Linked DNA regions of Mus musculus: region 2 is linked to region 1. Evidence: chromatin contacts called from ENCODE Hi-C or POLR2A ChIA-PET data. All regions are on one chromosome and are shown on one strand. The core of a region is the stretch at or near the end of the contact, and the rest is flanking DNA. Distances in the headings are between cores, read along the strand shown. Region 1 holds the start of Klc1 (kinesin light chain 1). Region 2 overlaps Klc1 (kinesin light chain 1).

The links. A loop is a pair of places that touch in the nucleus more often than their neighbours do. ChIA-PET counts read pairs that join two places held with the same protein, here RNA polymerase II (POLR2A).
Region 2: a map of gastrocnemius shows a loop between it and region 1 (1.9-fold over the local background). The contact joins the enhancer-like site here to the promoter of Klc1 in region 1. A Hi-C loop is called at or near these places in 2 of 37 maps with a recorded cell type or tissue (gastrocnemius and heart). POLR2A ChIA-PET finds 5 or more read pairs at or near these places in 2 of 5 experiments (both embryonic stem cell).

What each region holds. Positions count from the first base shown.
Region 1 is chr12:111,757,098-111,760,571 of GRCm38, reverse strand. Klc1 (kinesin light chain 1) reads right to left here and starts at 1,723. Exons shown (of 16, transcript NM_001025360.2): 1 at 1,530-1,723.
Region 2 is chr12:111,794,432-111,797,614 of GRCm38, reverse strand. Klc1 (kinesin light chain 1) reads right to left here. Exons shown (of 16, transcript NM_001025360.2): 14 at 1,937-2,067. Among named protein-coding and RNA genes, the nearest start is that of Xrcc3, 18 kb to the left of the region's middle. Within about 2 kb of position 1,863, at least 2 of the 3 ENCODE cell types and tissues checked have a DNase peak (open chromatin) inside an H3K27ac peak, as active enhancers do; they include gastrocnemius, where a contact is called at or near this core.

The DNA of each region.
Region 1 (3,474 bases), core at 474-2,973:
ATTCTTACAAATACTTACTGCAAAGAACAGTAAGTCAAATTTCCTACCACAACTGAGGCCTATAGGCCTCCATGTAGAAGATCCCTAACTATGGCATGCTTAGGAGACTCAAGGTTGATCGAGTTTCCTAATGGGGTTTCACTGTCCTATTACAAAGCATTCCAGGCTAATTCTGACCTAAGGCTTTGTCATACCGTATAAAGAGCCTTGGAATTTAAGTAATGCAAAGAATCAAAAACATAGCAGTTTAAATGGTATATAAATTTCTTGTTCTCATGCTTTTTAAAGACATCATTTTTGCAAGTACACCAGATCACCAATAACATAACAGTAGCAGGTAGTAGCAATTCCAACACAACACAGCTGGAAACGGCCTGCAAACTTCATTATAATGCCATCCACTCGGTCACATATTAATATTACTTTATTAACACCTTAATTTTTTTTTACGGGAAGGGGGCTCCACATGTAACAAGGAAAAGCACTCCAGGCCGGGCACATTCAGGTCACAGGGAGATTCCACACCCGGCCACTGAAAGAAAGAGACTGGCTGGCCACTGGCCATGGACCACAGCATGACAGCACGCCACCCAGGGCGGTGCCGGGGAGAGGTGGGGGCTAGAAGGGCGGGGAGGCCTGAGACAAAGCCAGTCGGCTGACCCCCAACACACACACTACCACCACCACCACCTCTTCAGGACCTCAGCAGACAGGCTTTGGGTCCCTTAAGCCCACAGCTGCCATTGGAAGGCCGCCCCCGCCCCGAGGCCCGAGTCAGGGCGGGGCCCTGAACACAGATGGGACAGAAGCCTGAGGGACACAGGAGGGGAGTGGAAGAGAAGGGGCAGGAACAGAAGTCTAGAGTGCAGGCAGAGAGAGCTGAGCCCCAAACCTAGAGGGTCACGGACGAAGAAGGGACAAGGACCTCAACTCAGAGAGGGACAGGCAGAGATAGGACAGGACCCGAACCAGAACAGGAAGGGAAGGGAGAAGAGCCTCAGCCTGGATGTACAGGCAGAGAGATGACGACAAAGACCCCAGCCAGGAGGGGCGCAGCCAGTGACAGGGAAGGGACCCAAAGCAGGGGCGCAGGTAGACAGGGACAAGGACCGCAGATTGGAGGAGCGCAGAGAGGTGACAAGAGACCCGAGCCTAGAAAGGCGCAGGCGGAGAAAGGACAGAAACCCCTGCTGGATGTGCACAGGCTGAGAGAGGACAAGGACCGCAGACTACTGGCGCGCAGGCAGAGGTGACAAGAGACCGGAGCACGGAGGGGCGCGGACGGAGCGGAGAGGAGAGGGAACCCCAGGGTGCAGACAGGGATGGAAAGGCCAGGGAGGGGACTGGGTTCGGGCGGAGGAGCAAAATCGCAGCCTGGAAGGGCCGGGTGCAGATGCGGCGGTGGACGGAAAGGTCCAGAAGCCTCAGCCCGGAGGATGCAGGCGGGAAGGGGTCGCGGCCGCGTCTGGAGCACTGCGCACCAGCCGCGCGGAGCCCGGGGCGGGGCGGGGACCAGGCCGCGCACTCACCGTCCGATCGGGAGAGTCGCGCTCGTCGCGCTGTCACAGGCCGAGGCCGCGCAGAGCCCAGCCGCCTCAGCAGCAAGCGGCGCCTCCGCAGCCGCCCCGCAGCATCCTCACCCTGACCCGCGCTCCGCAGCCTCGCGCCACCCTCCGCCGCCGAAAATGGCGTCGCCGGCGCCGCGCCCGCCCCACAATGCTGTGCGCCGTGACGTCACCCGCCCTCGCGCCGCCGGGCGGGGCTCAGGGGAAACTGAGGCTGGGGTCCGCAGCCCGGAGCTCTCCAGGAGCCTCTCTAATCTGTGTGTGGTGGCCTCAGACCGGGAGGCTTCCCTCGCCGCGCCTCCACCCGTGGAGGACGGGAAGATCGCCAGGCGGCCAGGACCCACCCTCTGCGGCTCGCTCCTGGCCGCAGCTCTCGCTCGACCTCCAGCCTGGCCCAAAGGGCAGGCTTGCCAGCTCAGGTTGCTCCTGAGCCTCGCACAGCCGCCTGGCACCCCAACTGCAGGCCTGACTCAGCAGCGGGTTGGAGGGGACGCTGAGTCAGTGGCAAGGCCGAGCTTGCCTGCCACCGGCTTGGGAACCCTCCAGGTGCCTTTAGACGTTTCCAGAATGGCGCGGTTGTATTACTAACGGGGAGGGGTTGCGAATGCCCACAGCCTCCCCACCTTGGGAAACGCTTCCCTCTTCTGATGGTATTGCCCAGAACCTGCTGCGGTCCTCCACCCTGCACTTATACCTACCAACATCAGGGAGGCAGGTGCTTTTGATCTTAACAAGCAGATCCAGTTACTTTGACCTCCTAGAAAATTCAAAGGCTGGCCAATAAAGGGGCAGCTCCCGTGGGGAGCGCAGCAGCCCATGTTGGCCTAAGGAGAGGCTGTGGGTTCAGTCTTTACTGCAGGCTTCACTTGCCCCAGCACACAAACTGCTGCTTGGATGTTGGGTGTCGCCGGCTCTTCAGCCACTGCCATACATCTGAACAAAGCATATGACGGCCCCTGCCCAGGTGGTGTTGGAAAGAAAAGAGTAGGCTAAGCGGGAGCCCATTTCTTTCCCATGGGTCAATCACTGCCCCTCCGAGTCCTGTATATGCACACACTTCTTCAGCAAGCAAAGGGCTTTTTTGTTTCATCTGTCCCTGCCATTGCTTTGTTCAAGCTTTATCATCTCGTTCTTTTGCCCCTTCAACTGATATCCACTAAGTTCCCAAGGTTCTCACAGGAAGACCCAGGTACATAAAGTGGCAGATGGTGTCTGCTGGCCAGCTCCCATTCCAATGAGAAAAAACAAGCTCAAACAGAATCTGACTTGTTGAAAACAGTAAAATTGCAGGCAGAGTGGTGAGGGAGTGGCACATGACCCAAACTCCAAGGTCAGAAAATTGTGCTGACACACACAGGAAAGAACAGGACCACGGAACCAGCGTAGAACACTCCATTAAATCTTGAGACAGGAGCACCCCTGCTGTGTTGGGGAGGAGGAAAGACCAAGCTAATCAACCCTGCTGCAGACATACATCACTCTCAGCATGAGCATAAAACTCCTTAGCTTGGTCTACAAAGGCCACAGGACCTAGTTGTACTAAGGTCACTTTACCCTGTCCCTAGCTGCCCTCACCTGTCCTTTAGTTTTCTCTGCCACACCCAGTTCAACATCCCCCTGCCTAGACTGTTGTGTGACTTCCCATGGAGAAATAAAGAGACATCTATCCTTTCAGGGGCTAACGGTTAAGAATGCTTGCTGATCTTTCAGGGGACTGGAGTTCTGTTTCCAGCAGGCACATTGGGTGAATGCCCACAGTAGCCTCTAACTCCAGCTCCACTGTACCTGTGGACCTCTTCTGGCCTCTGTGACACCTGCATACATGGGCACACCCGCACATACATGAATATGAATCTTTGAAAGATATATAAATATCTGTTCACCCCCCCCCCCAAATGGGACATCAACA
Region 2 (3,183 bases), core at 614-3,113, 37 kb before region 1:
ACTCACATACAAGTGCAACAGTAGGGGCATCTGCCCAGCATAAGCTCGACCCTGGATTTTACCCCAAGTACTCAGCCTAAGCGAAACCGCCAGCATCCTCCATGCTCCCTCTCAGTGCTGGAATAAACAAAGTTTGATCCCACGGGAGCTGCTGCCTGCCTTTCTGGCTCTCTTGCTACCTAAAGCTTGGCATCCCATCAGCCCTGAGGCTGCCGGCATGGCTCCACCCCAGGCAGAGGCTGCAGGAGGCAGTCTGCCCCACAGACTTCCACAGTGTTCAGACAATGAAGCTTCCACGTCTTCACGGATGTTATGAACTCCTCAGACCCTCTCCACAACTACTAATAAAAATCATAGTGTGCCTCTGCCTCAGGCCAACCTGTCTCCCAGATCTACTATGAACCCAGAGAGCTTTCTGAGGGACATAGCCAAGATTGTGACACATGCACAAGGTTAGCTGGGGCACAGTAGCCCCAGGCCCAGCTGACAGTGCGGCGTGGGGCCTAAGGCAATGACCCTGAGAATGGAAGTGGACACTTTCAGAAGGCATAAGCCAACAGAACAGCTCAGAAAACACTTTCATTTCCAACACGTTCCCCAAATACTGCACACTCCTAGCCGGCCGGAGCCTGGGAGTGTCCTGAGCAGTGGGGTGTGACCAGGGACACCTTTTCAAACTGCATCCCTGTGCGTTTCTACTGAGCAGGTTCTGTCCAGGAAGTCTGGGACATAAAGAATGACTGAGGAGGCTCCAGAGAATGTCCCCAGTGGGGCAGCTGCCAGCACAGAGGGACGAGGCATAGCAGCTTGTTACAGAGCAGCATTAGCCCGAGAGCCTTCCCTGTGACCCTTGTAGAAAATCCCTTTAACAACACGGACACCTCCACTCAAAGCCCCGTGACTTTCATGCCTCTCCTTAAACCAGCAAAGCCCAGAGCTTTGAAAATCTACAGGTGTGCCTTTTAACAAAGTCACAAAACTCAAACCTCATCAGAAACCACTCTTGCCCCACAATCCCTGGCTGTCAGTGTGACCACAGCTTTCCTTCTGGACGGTGAGTTTTGAAGGAGTCACGCCAGTGCTAACTTAGAGAGAAATGATGCTGCACGCACTGGGGGTGCCGACTCAGCAGCTCAGTGGGTGTTGTGTGCACAAGAGCATGTACGTGTGTGCGTGTGCATGAGTGTGTGTGCACATGAGCGTGTGTGTGCACATGTGTGTGCAGAGTCCCCAGGTCATCTTCAGAGTCCTCTATCACTCCTCCCCTTAAGACACAGTCATTGAACCTGGAGCAGACCACTTAGGTGACTGGCTGGCCAAAATCTGATTTCCTCCACCTGCCCTAATCCTGGGGCTAGACACACACACACTCACACACACACACACACACACACACACACACACCATGCCCCTCTGCATGAATGCTGGGGATGCAGACCCTGATCCTCAGGCTCGAGTGGCAAGCACTTTACACGTGAAGCCAATTTTCCTGGGCTGTGTGTGTCAGAGAGCCAGTTCTCTCCTGCCGTACCTGCCTACCTGCCGTATGGACCCTGAAGGTTGTGAGTGCCTTTAACACCCGATTCATTTCCTGGCCCCATTTTAACTCTGAGGCAGTCTCACTAGACCCTGTGCTGCCTCTCAGACACTGAGATCACAGGTGCGACCCACCATGCTAGCTCAGGGTCGGGAGACTAAACCCCCACCCACCATCAAGGCTTTCTCTGAACAGAATCAAGGCGCTCCACCGCTCCCTTTGAGCCTCGACCAGCCAGCTTCCCAACAGCTCCTCAACCTGCCCTGGAAAGCAGCAGGCGGAGCACCCGACCGACCGACCGCTCCTGGGACCAACCCTGAGTTCCAGGAAGGCTGCCTCGGATGGGCTGCGGCTCGGAACCAACACTGGCGGGAAGGGGCGCGCTCGGGAGATAGTTACCCAGGGTTCCTCGGCTCACTGTCCCGTGAGCTTCCTCCCTTCAGCTTCCTAACCAGCTTCTCACTGCTGCGTCTAATGGAAGCCCGGAGTTTGCTAAAGGAGCCACTGCGCTTTAAAGATCCAGTGCCATCCTGAAAAACACGTGAACAAGTGTAACGCTGTGGGTGTCCCCTCCTGCCCCATGCTCAGCCCAACAACCCCAACTGCTGCCAGGCACTGGCTGGCACGTGAGTCCTGCCAGAGCCAGCAGCCTGCAGTGAGCACAGACATGTTACAGACAACACCCGGTCAGGAATCCTGGAAATGAAGGATCCATGCAGAGGCAGCCACATTCCCAAGGGAGAGTGAGCCCGAGGCTGTCCCAGGACAAAGGACAGCACAGGGTCACGAGAACTAAGGCATCCTCAAGCCAAGTGTGACTCCATGTCACATGAGCATGTGTGCCCCGGCAGGACACCAGGCCTCACACAGGCAGTATACTCCCGACAGTTTCACCCCCACAGCTGCAAGTTTTTAATAAAATGCTCATTTTTATACAAACGCCAGAAGTCTTAGATGCCTGAAGAAAAGCAGCCAGCTGTCCCCATGACCAACTCAGACACTACGGAAACACCTGGCCGAGACTGGCCGAGAAGTCAAGTGCAGAGGGACCTGTGCACAGCAGCACGGAGTTTCAGAACGGCCCTCAGGGGATCCCAGAAACTGACTGCTGCTAGAGCCCACGCAGCGCTGCGCCCAGAAGAGCAAGAAATGTACAGAGCAGACAGACACAAGACACAGGTCAGTTGGAGTGAGTTTATTAGAAGTTAGAAAGACACATACACACATCACGGAGCACTTCAGATTAGTAGAGAAAAGCAGAATTCAAATTTCCACACCAAGACTACACAGCAAATCTACGTCAGTGTGTCCTGGGGAGGCCCCGCGCAGGGCACCGGCCAGGTCTCTAAGTACGACAGGGACGTGCAGCACATGCCTCACTCCTACAGCTCAGTGACTGCACAGGTCACCATCATGCCACTGTAATAAACCTGCGTGACACTAAGGCCTGTCTTCAAGGTGAACAGCTACTCTCTCTTAACTGTTAAACTTGTTGTTACACATTAATGGGCTTATTAACACGGTTGATATCTCTAAGTACATATCTGGCAAAGCTACATGTATCCAGAAATCAAGAACCCAAAAGGACGGCAGCACCGCAAGGAAGGGCCCGTCCCAGAGGTGCGGCTGACACGCCCCTAGGGCTG